Regions from separate parts of the Mus musculus genome. Here region 1 is linked to region 2. A link is a contact called in ENCODE Hi-C or POLR2A ChIA-PET data. All regions are on one chromosome and are shown on one strand. Each heading gives the region's core, a stretch centred on a gene start or an enhancer-like site at or near the end of the contact. The rest is flanking DNA. Distances are from core to core; before and after follow the strand shown. Region 1 has its middle 55 kb from the start of 1700108F19Rik. Region 2 holds the start of 4930444M15Rik (RIKEN cDNA 4930444M15 gene).

Region 1 (6,537 bases), core at 2,036-4,535, 100 kb after region 2:
GGGAACACCAGGGCCAAAAAGGGGGAGTGGGTGGGCAGGGGAGTGGGGGTGGGTGGATATGGGGAACTTTTGGTATAGCATTGGAAATGTAAATGAGCTAAATACCTAATAAAAAATGGAAAAAAAATACATTGTATATCTACAACACACCAGATACTGTGTCCTGGGCAGGCCACACATATACTTGTATATGTCATAGAGCCTTGTCCTCCGAAGAGCTAATGTAGAAGAGACAGAAATTTCTATTTAAAAAGATGACGTCAATTAAGATTTGATTTCTTCTAGAAAACATGGAGAGAAACAATTAAGAGAGCAAACCTGGACAGTGGTGTAGGTGCTGGGCAGGTGGGTGTGACCCCTCGCTGTCTGAGTGGCTCCTTTTTTGCTCCTTATCCTGACAGATTGAAATGGCTTATTCAGGGCTGGGGATGCAGCTCAGTTGGCAGAGGGCCTGCCTGTTGCGCATAGAGCCCTGGGCTTGATCCCTAGCATCCCGTGAGCAGGGAGTGGTGGTGCTCAGGTATCATGCCAGCACCCTGAAGACAGAGGCAGGAGGATCAGAAGAGTTGGAAACCAGCCTGGTATATCTAAGACCTTGTCTCAAAACAAAACCCAAACCATTTTCAGTCCCTAGTACTCACACCTTATTTCAGTTGTGCTGGTTGTTTGCAGGCATACAAGTAGTCGACGCCATAGCAGTAAGTTACCTAGGAAGAGGATCAAGTGTTGTGCAGTGTGATGGCCCGACAGCCAGGATGATTCGTCCTGTGGGACACAGCTGCTTCTAAACTTTAAGAATGGGGTTACCTGATAATTTGTGGAGATTCATGATGCCCTTGCTCTAATCCAGGCTAGCTTAGTTAGAAAGAGTTCCACGCACAGAACTTCATTAGGGACAGGGCTGGGAAGATGCACGGTGTCTTGGGGACCTGGAAAGGCTCCAGAAATTATCTGTCCCATCCCTCTTCTCTCTCTCTCACGGAGAATGGTCTAGGCTTTTCTCTTGATGTTGCCTTTGGTGGCAGCCTCTGACACTTTCAGCCTCCTCTGATTCTGGCGTGTCCCTGTGCTGACTTGACCCTTCTCTACGTGACCGTCACCACTCATTTTATGTATCAACTTGATTGAACCAGGGCTGCCCAAACTGATAACCGACGCTGTTCGGGGTGTTTCTTTGGGCTGTTTTCATATCAGGGCTACAGTTTAGAATCGGACTGTCTCCCAAGAGCTACTGTGTTAAAGCTTCTTAGAGGTAGTGCTGGACTCTCAATAGGTAAGACATAGCCAGAGAAAGTTAAGTCGTTGGCGGAATGTCCTTGGGAGAGGATAAGGGAAACTCGGATTCTTCTAGTCCCTTTCTTTGCTTTTCAGCTGCTACGGGCTGAACAGGCTTCCTTTGCCACGGGCTTCTGCCATGCCATATCCTGCCACCACAGGTCTCTCACAGAAGGACTAAGTGACTGTTGACTATAAACCCATGACACAGAATAAACCTTCTTTTAAGTTAATTTCCACAGGTGCTCGTCTTAGCAATGGAAAGCCAACACAACTGAGTAAAGCAGAAATGTGTGTGTGTGTGTGTGTGTGTGTGTGTGTGTGTGTTTGGGTGTTTATCCCTGCTGATATATTGTCTCAATCAATTGAAACCCTGAATATAACAAAAAGGCTGGTCCTCCTCCTTGTAGAGCCTGACAGCCCTGTAAATTACAGACACTACTCTATCATCAGTCCTCCTGGGCTTCCAGCATCCTGCCTGTGACGCCTAGGACTTGTGGTCTCTATAATTGCATGCGCAAGTTTCTTGTAGCCCCGCCTTCTCTGTTGACTGATATTCTCTCTCTCTCTCTCTCTCTCTCTCTCTCTCTCTCTCTCTCTCTCTCTCCTGGGAACAATTATAGATGCAGTAGTTGTATGGCTTGTGGTATTTTCCAGGTTTCAACCCAACCTGTGGGAGAAGCTGCTCTGATTTGGTCCGACAAAGTGACTGTAGTTGAGTCAGTGCTGGGTGGAGACCCTCTGGCCCATAGCACAGGACCCACACTCAGGCAGGGAAGGAGCAGGGTTCCATTCTCTCTCCTTGCCTTAGTTAAGATTTCTATTGCTGCCATGAGAACACCATGGCCAAAAGTCAAGTCCTCGCGGGAAGGGGTCCTTGGGCTTACACTTCCACAGCACTGGTCACCACTGAAGGAAGTCAATCCAGGCAGGAACCTGGATGCAGGAGCTGACTTAGAGGCCATGGAGGGGGGCTGCTTACTGACTTATTCTCCATGCCTTCCTTGCTCAGCCTGCTTTCTTATAGAACCCAAGACCACCAGTCCAGGGATGGCACCACCCACAATGGGCTGGGCCCTCCCACATTCAATCACTAATTAAGAAAATGCCCTACAAAGGCTTGCCTGCAGCCTGATCTTGTTGGAGGCATTTTCTTTATTGAGGCTCTTTCCTCTCAGATGGCTGGAGCTATGTCAACAAGCCAGCCTGCATCCTCCTAGCTAAAGCAACTCACCGTCCCTCTGCCCACCTAGGAAGAGGACTTGGAGCGCCAAAGACCGCTGCGACGACGTTTGCATTTCCTGTGCTGTTTATCGACAGACCCATAACCTGAACTGGGTCCCCTCTGACCTTTGCATCTTTTGATTCTAAAAGGCCAGAGATTGTACCATGGAGAGCTTATTCTTGCAAATGTTTGAAGGTGCACTTATAAGGGACATGGTATTATGTCGCTATCACCCTCTCTGGAGCCAGGAGTGAGTAAAATGAGGGTTTGGCAAGTGACACTGGGCAAACGCCTTTCCCCTTACAGTGCCTCCATTTTTCTCTTCTATAGAATGGGTCTATATGTCATGCATCCTATGGGCTAGAGGTGAAGGGAGGTGGTGTAGAAAAGCCCAAGACCATTTAGGTGGATGTAAATGTTAGAGTTGTTCACACATCGCAGGATGGCATGGCACTTACTCTAACCCAACCCCTCCATTGCAAAGATAAGAGAGCAGAGACTCAGAGCTATGTTATTATCGCTGTGTGCATAAATAATGATTCTCACAGCCTTGCGGTTTGCTCCGGGCTGACCTTCTGTCCTCCACAAGGCCATTTGTTTTCTTAGCTGGGAAGGTTGGACTCCTCAGGCTGCCTCCCCTCTTTCTCCTTATAAGGCTTTTCTTTGTTTCTTCTGGGGCCCCTTACTGGACCCCCCCCTGGCTGTCTTCCCTTATAAGGAAGTAGCTGGCCGGCCAGCTGCTCTTCTGGGGCCAGATTTGCCAAGGGCAGGCATTCAGACCTCTAAGGCAAAGAGGGTTAAAAGTTATAGAACCGATAGAGAATTAAGCCCTGCAACAGGAAAGCGCCCATCACACGGGCATGCAGCCCTGTTGCCTGGCGTTTTAGGGGGTGTGCAGTTGGGCAGAGCCCAGCCTGGGATACCCGACAAACAGCTTTTGATCTAACGCCATACTGATTTCTGAACTCAGACTGCAGTGCCTTTAATGGCTGTTGGCTCTGATTTCCCAGGTTAATTTCCTGACATCTAAGGAGCTTTGTGTAGAGTGTGTTAACTTCCTGCCTTTTATGTCAGAGCCTGTGAACTGACAGAATCAGGGATCCAGCCAGGATAGCTGCGGGTGGGGCAAGCCTGGGAGACTCTCTCCTACTGTGGATTTTCCTTAGGCGAGCACTTACCCTTTAGTTGCTTTCCTTCTGATAAAAACACAATAGAAGGCTTCTTAAAGAAAACTGCTGGGGTGCAGTGAAGGGAGAGAGGGGTTGTCTAGTGTGTGGGTGAGAAAATCTTCAGAGACATTTTCTGCTGGTTTTGTGACTTTAGGAGTCTCTGAATAACGATTGAGGGGCAAACACTTCTCCCATCCCCACCCCCACCCCAACCCAGCTCCTTCTGCTAACTGCCTCCCAAGTACCAGTGGGCCCCAGCAAAGGTCTCTACCGACAGTCTCCTTCCCCTCCCCCTTCTCTTCAGGCCGTCCTTTATATTCTATTTCTTTGGCTGACAGCTCTAATTTATCAGGGTTCGCTCAGCAGTTTACCATGTGGGCAAGAGGGTCTAGAAGTTTCTAGACTACTGGCCTCTACCTCTTTGCCTCAAGTGGCCAAGGCAGACAGTCACCTTAAAAGAATGTTTTCTACTGTGCCAGATGTCGTAACACTCACACCTTTTTGCAGGGTGGCAGCTAGACTCTCTTAACACCCATGTCGCAAGCAGAGGAGGAAGGAGACCACGTGATCTCTTTTACTGCGCAGGAGCAGAATTCCCTAGTTCTAAAGAGGTTAGGGCCAGGGCCCTAGACTTCACCTTCTGTAAGCCCACGAGAGCCTGGGTCTCTCTCTCGGTGATTTTGCTTTGGTTTTCCCAGCCACGAAATGCCCCGTGCTCAGAGCAACTGAACACGTGGTCAGGCTGAATGGCTTCCTGAATGGGTACCCCGACACCGTCTATAGAAGCTGGGATGGAATTAAGGCGAGAAAGCCTGTTTCTCCTCTCCCATCATACAATGGGGTAGTGTCTCCCACCCTCTCGTGTGTGTGTGTGTGTGTGTGTGTGTGTGTGTGTGTGTGTGTGTGTGTGTGTGTGTGTATACTTTTGGGTGCATGGCACTGCTGGATGGAGGTTAGAGGACAACCTCAGGTGTGTTGGTTCTTGCGTTTTACCTTGCTCGAAATGGGGTCTTTTGATGCAGGCTAACAGGCCCGTGAACTTCTGGGAATCATCCTGCCTTCTTCACCCCTCTCGCCACAGGAACACTGCGGTTACACGCATGTGCGGCTTTACCACTCATGCACGGCTTTACATGTACTTTTAAGGTCTGAGTTCAGTCTCACATTTGCCAAGGGCTTTGCCCACTGAGCCATCTCCCCAGCTCTGGTCTCGCAATTCCTCGCAACTGGCTTATTTTTATTTTGCATGTCCCGTGTAGGCTACTACTACTGATTGCTTCAGAGGTTCCCAGAGTGGCTCTGTGGGCCCCTGATAGAAATTCTCCACCCCAGGACTTCCCATCTGAATGAGAAGCTCAGAGGTAGCCTGGAGGGATACCTGTTGTGATCTCTGGTGCTCAGGCAACTTTGCTGGGTTCTGAGGCCTCTCTACCAAACAAAGCTGGGTCCTGCCCAGTCCAGCATCCATTAGAGGTTAGCAGAGACACATGTTCCCGCTGACAATGCTCTTGGCCATGTCACCCCTGCCCAGCCCAGCTGTTCTTGTTTGGGGCGTACTTACTGTATGGATCTGGTTTGGGTGGAGCCAGGATCACCTCTCAGAAAAGTTTACTTGGAAAAAAAGACCCCAAAGTCAAACAACTGTCCTCCTGGGAATTGAAAACAAACACATTTTTGAGATTCTTAGACACAAACAACCCCAGACAAAATAAGGTCTTTGTGAAGGAACCCCCTCCGGCTCCGCAATTCTTTTTTGCTTCCCTGCCTTTGTTTCTGTGTCTGTCTTCAGTCTGTTTATCTGGCCTGGGAGCACACACCCTACGCTCCCAGCTCTTCGACCTTGATCCTTGCTATCAGTGACCTTGTGCTGTCAGCTCCGAAGGCAGCACAGATGGGTCCTGGGAAACAGAAAGAGACTTAAGTATAAATTGACTAGTATTCCCAAGGCCAGTTTGAAAGACCCAGAGCCCCTGGAAGGAAAGGCTTGGGGAGGACAAGAGGCCACATGGGACCTTGGTGGGGCAATACAGCCAGTGTAGTAGGAGGTGTCTTCAGGGAGGAGCCTAACTACAAAATCAGCAAAAAGACCCCCTAACCCAGAGGCCCATCTCCAGTCCTGACCCTGGCTCCCTAGTGAGCTTTCTGAGACTGTGGACTCCTCAGGCTAAGTCTGCGGACTCCAGGCTAAAAACAAGGGACCCAGGGAATGAGGAAGAAGGGTAACAGTGGGAAGTTTCCTTTGTGAGAAATGGGGGTTTTGGCATTTTGTCTAGGCTCCCGCCCCACAGTTACCTGGCAACAGCCAAGTGTGCCTGATTCACTATAAAAGGGGCTGCTTGCCCCCTCCTTGCTCTCTTCTTTCTTACTCCAGTTTTGTCCTCTCCCTTCTTACCCTGTCTCTCCATTCCCCTCACCCCTCTGTCCACGTGCTCATGGCCAGCTCCTCCCCCTCCCCCTCTCCTCCCCTCTGTGCCTATCTCTGTCTCTGCTCCCTCAGCTCCCCTCCCCGTGGCACGAAACTCTTCCAAACTATATCCTTAGTGTGGCTGGTATCTCAGGGGGGAAGGGATGCCTCAGCACAGGCCCACGGAGGCACCCCCATCCCCCACCCCACCCCTGACTGCACATCCACCACAACACAACAGGGGTGATGGGAGACCAGTTCCAGAACCTTCTTAAGACAGCTTGTGGTCCTAAAGCAGAGGTTTCCCAGGATGGGAAGAAAAATCTATATTTTTTTATCTTAATAGCCACAGGGTATACCTACTGCTGTGACTTCTAACTTAGCGCGTTCCCGTTTTTTCTCTGCCATTCTGCCACCTTCGCAATGTGTTCACAGGAATAAAGAGAATGCCTGTGATTGCCTTC
Region 2 (6,212 bases), core at 3,324-5,823:
TCAGATGTCTGGAATTCCTGATGTGGTACTTTGCTCGCGCGCGAGAAACGGCTCCCAGAGATTGTCTGCATCTTAAGAAGAAACATTTTAGTACCTTCATCCTCTGCTCCACAAATATTTACTAAGCATCTTCATCGGAGACAGTAGATGGCTTGTGGCTCCTTGTACCCTTAGGACACCTCTGCTCCATTGTCAAAAAGCAGATTCCAGCTGTTTTCCTCTGTGTGGTTAAAGGGAGGTCCTTAGATAAAGTGGATGGACTGTGAGAGGAGGAATCCATGTCTCAGCTCAGTGGATGCTGCTCTGGGGTGATGGCCAAATGGAAGGACCCCAGAGGGACTATCATGGGCACAGTAGTAAAGGCCATGGGCTCTGCAGGAGTGACCTGGACTGATAGACATGGGACAGATCAGTAGGCTTTCGAGCCTGTGTTAAGACTCTTCAGAGAAACACCCAATAGAAGATACACAGAGGTGATTTATAATGGAAACTGGCCACACAATTAGGGATGCTAGAGTTCTCCACCATCTTCTATCTAGAGAACAGGGAGAGTTGGTGATTCTCACTGAGTTCCCAGACACAGGAACCACAAGCCCCAGGTTGGGACAGGGTGGATATGTCCCTTGTTTCCACCATGTCTTTGTTCTGTTGAGACCCTCAGTGGACTGGATGGTACCACCAGGTTTATCAGCCAGATGCTGAGCTCTTTCCAGAAACTACTCAGCGACACGCCCAGGACTAACTGTTCATCAGTTCTCTGGCTATCTTCTAGCTCAGTCCCGTTGACACGTGAGATTAACTATCATACCTTCACCTGTATCTAAAGCGTTCTTTGGGGGGCTGGGGGTTTGTCCAAGCAAGCATGATGATCTGAACTCAAGCCCCAGCACCCATGTCACAAGCTGGGCGTGGTGATGCATACTTACAACCCCAGCATTGGGGAGGCAGAGACAGAGACACCCCAGAGGCCCGCCAGCCAGCCAGCCAGCCAGCCTAGCTGAATTAGTGAGCCTAGGTCACTGGGAGAGACCTTGTCTCAAAAAGCAAGGTAGACAGTTTCCGAGGACCAACACCTGAAGTTGAACTCTAGCCTCCATACACATAAGAATGTGTCTTCATTTACATACACATATACATGTACACACACGAACAGACATGCACATTCTCTCTCTCTCTCTCTCTCTCTCTCTCTCTCTCTCTCTCTCTCTTTCCACACATGCCTACACCACATCACAGGCACATAGACATACAGACACACACACACACCCCTCTTATGTAACTACTCTATAGTCTGTGTAGCTCTGACCACCCCTCAGACAATTTCTGCTGCCTGGAAGAAGACAGGAAAGCAAACAACTGTAAGTGGAATGCAGTGAGGAGAGCTGGAGCCAAGAAGGCCACAGCAGCTAAACTGAGGGGCTGGGGAGAGGGCAGAGGTCTGTGCAGAAGGAAGAGTGTAAGAGCAGAGCCCTGTAAAATAGCACTGCTGGGTTTGGGAACAGGGTCCTGCGGTCAAAACTGATCACCGCAGGAATCCAGTAGCAGGGCAGGCAACAGGCTCTGAGGGCCACCAAAAGAGCTGACAGACGGACAGACAGACAGACAGACAGACAGCATTTGCTCAGACTCACCTTTAGAAGTCCTGTGTTGATAAGGTGGGCCAGGTGGAGTGAAGACAAGGGTTTCAGTAGGAAGCTATACCTGACTGACAGTGTAGTACAGAAAACTGGGAGATTAGCTATGTGAGGTTGTGGCCTGTCTGGAAGGAAGGAGCAGCCCTGAGATTTGAGGGGTAATGGGCCTAGGTAGGATGTGATGGTAAAGAAGGGAGCCAAGGATGACTGTGTTCTACCAGGCAAGCTGAGCATGGAGGGGGAGGATGAGGCTTGGGATTGAGATGGTTCTGGGAAAGCCCTGGGGGAGCCCAGTGGACACTGGAATTGGGGTTTGAAGCTCAGGAGGGAGGTCAGACCAATTCTGAGTCAGGGTCAAACTTCAAGGATTCTGTTGTCATGGTGAAAGGGACCCACTGTAGACCTAGAGGCAGGCAGAGGGGCCATTCTTGTGCAAGTTCCTACAACTCTGGGAAATTGGTTTTCTTTCATCACGTCTGTTTCTCCCACTGTAAAAGGTAGATGGCTTATGCTTGTGGTGAAGGTCACACCGGATGGTGCATGAGGAAGCTCAAGGACGGTTAGCTGCTGCCTGGAACTCTTCACGGCTGAAGGTTGTGATGGCTGGAGTGGCCCAGGATAGGCAGCCTGAGAAGGGAGAAGCCTGGGACAGCTGGGACCGTGAGCAAGAAAGGGTGTTCTCTCTCTCCTGGGGCTTGGGGTATAGCCAGTTGGTGGAGTGTTTGCCTAGCATACTCGGTGCCCAGGGTTTGATCTCCAGCATCACATAAAACACAACTATAATCTAGCTTTTGGGAAGGAAGTGGAAGTAGGAAGATGAGAAGTTTCAGGCCACTCTCAGCTACACAGCAAGTTTGAGGCCAGGCTGGGCTGCATGAGACCCTGTCTCTAAACAACAACAACAACTTTAAATTAATAAAATAGTGTTCTCTCAGTTTATTACTGAGCCAACTGATGACTAAAGACTGTAGTTCAAAATCTTTTAAAAATAAATTCTCACCTCTTCTATTGAAATACAGTCAATAGCTTAGTTTTAGAAGCAGGCCAAATGAAATGTACTCTCTGCACTTTTAGATGAACGGAGCCACACTCTAAGCACCACAGGGTAGGTTTCCAAGGGATGTGGCAACCTCCACTGAGAGAGGAGCTTTCTGGTAATCAGCTGTGTGACTTTGAAGAGCCACCAGCTCCCTCTGAGCCTGCACTAAGCTCTCTGTAATGTTGACTCTCTGGCTAGATGGAAATCTAGCACGAAAGCCTGTTTCCAAGTACTTGGTTGGACTTGAGAGAGCAATGAGGGCTCTGGTTGTAAGGGATGTCTGTACGCCAGCAGAGAAGGTTCCATCCGCAGCAGGCCCAGAGCCTACACAGTCAGGGCTGGAGGTAGGGCAGAACAAAGGTGCTCTGTCCAGGAGTTGGGGGCCTGGGTTCTGTTCCTAACTGGTTCTGAGAGTTCATGGGTGGTCCCAAGCTCCGTGACTACAACGGACACCTGCGCTAGTGGGTACCCTCATGTTTACAATAGGTTGGGGAAGAGAGGAGTTGAACAACTTCTCATAATGAATGAGATGTCTTTTTTAAAAAGACAAGTTAGTAGATTTCTGTTAACCTTGGTTTCTTCCACAAAACAGGGTTCTGAATGTGTATCTCAGGGTCTATGAGAGTAAATATGCTAAAGTAGCATCTATTATGCTATATAACACACACACACTATACATACACAAATACATATACTGGGGCATAAAGAGATATTCAGAGCACAGCACGGGTCATTGGGGAAGGGGATAAAATGAGAACAGAAGGGAACATGAGTCTCCTACGTACATACCCAGTTCCACAATGGCTGCTAGGCCAGTGGCTTCCAAATGGCCAGTGAAAGAAGAAAATAAAACCCACTTGAGGCCATCCTTTCTGGCTTAAAATTTGTCAGTGGCTTACTTAACTATAGCAGATGCCTTCATCCTCACGGGCTCTTTCTCTCTCAAAGCCCCTCATACAGATCCTCATTCTCTGGATCATGGAGAACTGAAGGAGAGCTCTTCCCTGCTGAGACAACTGTTTCTCTGCTCAATTCACCCAACCTTTTTCTTAGGGAGCTTCCTGTGGTCCAAGGTGGGCTGGCCAGCATCACTCTGTGGAAGCGTCCTGTGGGGTTCATCTCCTTTCAAACTGTGGGTCCTCCATCTCTCCAGCCTCTGCTTCCTCTCACCCATCATGCTCCACGCAGAAGACAGAACCCCATCCTGCATGCTGAAGAGGCAGGGTGTGAGGACTAGATCTGAGAGCTTGCTGTCTGGAGATCTGTTGCCCCCCCCCCCTAGTCAACATTACAGAGAGCTTAGCGCAGGCTCAGAGGGAGCTGGTGGCTCTTCAAAGTCACACAGCTGATTACCAGAAAGGTTCTCTCTCTCAGTGGAGGTTGCCACATCCCTTGGAACCCCCCCCCCCCACAATGCATCTTCATAGAGGACACAGCACCCAGTAGCAGCTAGGTGTTGGATTGAGTAAATGGTGACCCAAGAGAAACCAAAATGGCGGCTACTAAGGCAGGGCTCCCTGGGGAAAACCTCTGGCGAGGTAGAAGACAAGGTGGGAATTCACTGATGAGAAAAACAGTGAGCTCTAGGTCAATTACTGACAATTTACCTAGGGCAGATGAGGAGATGTTGTCTAATTGCGGCTTCACATAACACTCATAAAAACTAGTGATATTGTTGGAAGCAAGTTGAGCCCTGAAAAGAGAAAGCTGAAGGTGGCACAGATCTGTGACATCCAGACACATTCTCCGGGGGAAAGGTTACAAAGTTACTGGGCTAGTGACTAGTCATGAGTCATCCCCAGAGTAAACAGATAACAGGCAAGAAGGTTACATGGTGACAATTCAGAGACCGCTGAACTGTGAAGATTATGTGGGGCCTCTCAGGCTAAGCACTTTCAGAATGTCGGGAAGCCATGGTAACCCTCACAAACATTCCACAGGCAGTGATTGTGACCGCCAGTCTCTCTTCCCCCACTCCCAGTTTGGAATGTACTTTGAAACAGTGGGACCATGTTTTCTTCTTAACTCCTCCCATCATCTGTTCCAGAATCTTCAACAACTACCTCCTTGAATTCACAGGATTACCTGGGATTTAGGAAGTCATGGTATGCTTCATGATGAAACTCTGAATTGGAGGTCATCTAAAAAGAGTTATTCCCTTGTGGCTACATCTCCAAGTCTGTTAAAGGCTAATCCCAAGCCTACATGAAAAGAGATTTATAGTACAGAAAACTGTGCATTTAACTCCCCACTCCATAACTATGGCGTTCTTACCCACAGACCCAATCAACCAATACAACAGAATGTATTTGGACAAAGCATTGCAGCCACGGTGAACATGTATAATTTTTTGGGGGGGTCATGATCCCATAAACCATGAAGTACAACAACAGAATAGTATTTGCACTGTGTGAAGCTTGATAGGGTCTAGAGACCCTTTAGCACATGTGAGAAGATGTAATGAATCATAAGAAAACACTAAGCCATTTTATGTAAGAGACTTAAGCAGCTATGGACTCTGCTATCTACTAGAGCAGGGGTTCCTGGAACTAATCTCCAGGAAGGTGCGGGATAATTAAACTGCACATGAGTCAGGATTGGAAAATGCTTGGTTAGGAAATTCTTAGAGCCTCCCAGCTATGTTCACGAAAATGTATCATGGTGCCTTTCTTTGGGCTGGCTCAGATGGAGTTCCATTGCGTACCTCTTTATCTTCCTAGAGAAGTGGGGGAGCTGAGTATATGCTTTCAGGGGGACTAAGGAGTATGAGACCCTCTGCATGTCCCAAACATTCACTCCCAAGCCAACCGTTGCTCCTTCTACACGCTTTCTTCATTCACTTTGCTGAGTTCTGATACCCATGTGTCTCCCACAAGCTTCTATTCCATCCGGGACTTGTACCCTTCCAACCTTGTTCACAGAACTCTCGGGCCAAACTTTCTGAAGATCTTATGTGTATCACCCCCAGGTGTGATTCTTAACACACATCTGTATGGTTACCTCCTGGCTCAAGATTTTCATGATCTGACCTAGGCCCATGGTTATGGCCTAGCTTAGTGACATTTGTCCTCCCGCAAGTATCTTAGGCTCTCGGCAGGACACACACCCCGCCAAGTCCTTTCTCATTTCCATCTTACTACACCCACACTTTCCTCTACATGGGGAGCTAGGACAGACATTCAAACTCACTCAGAAGGAGACCATATTAACCCATATACAGTAAATGCCAGCTCTAGTTTCAACTCTGAGGCTTTGTCCCCCAGGGTGAACTACCGGGGACTGGTGAGATCTTTTGGGGACTACTGGGAGGTCCTTATGTCATTGAAGCTATGTCCTTGAAGGAGATCGTAGGAACCTAGTCCTCCGGCCTCCTAACCATCAGGTGGGCAGATTAGCTCTGCTTCCTGCTTCAGTCATGTATTGCTTTAACCCAGGCACAAAGCACAGGTGCCAATCAATCATGCAATAGAAACTCTAAAACCCTGAGCCATAAAGAGAGCTCTTCTCTCTTCAAGGTGGTTATCCCAGGTCTTGTAACA

What was found. A loop is a pair of places that touch in the nucleus more often than their neighbours do. ChIA-PET counts read pairs that join two places held with the same protein, here RNA polymerase II (POLR2A).
Region 1: a loop to region 2 is called in a map of mouse embryonic stem cell, with 2.0 times the contacts of the local background. The contact joins the enhancer-like site here to the promoter of 4930444M15Rik in region 2. A Hi-C loop is called at or near these places in 17 of 37 maps with a recorded cell type or tissue (Patski, gastrocnemius, heart and 3 more). POLR2A ChIA-PET finds 5 or more read pairs at or near these places in 5 of 5 experiments (Patski and embryonic stem cell).

Annotation. Positions count from the first base shown.
Region 1 is chr14:76,619,636-76,626,172 of GRCm38, forward strand. No RefSeq gene overlaps it. Among named protein-coding and RNA genes, the nearest start is that of 1700108F19Rik, 55 kb to the right of the region's middle. Within about 2 kb of position 3,286, at least 3 of the 3 ENCODE cell types and tissues checked have a DNase peak (open chromatin) inside an H3K27ac peak, as active enhancers do; they include gastrocnemius, heart and left cerebral cortex, where a contact is called at or near this core.
Region 2 is chr14:76,516,282-76,522,493 of GRCm38, forward strand. It overlaps 4930444M15Rik (RIKEN cDNA 4930444M15 gene), which reads right to left and starts at 4,574. Exons shown (of 4, transcript NR_045660.1): 1 at 4,281-4,574; 2 at 3,573-3,884; 3 at 1-71.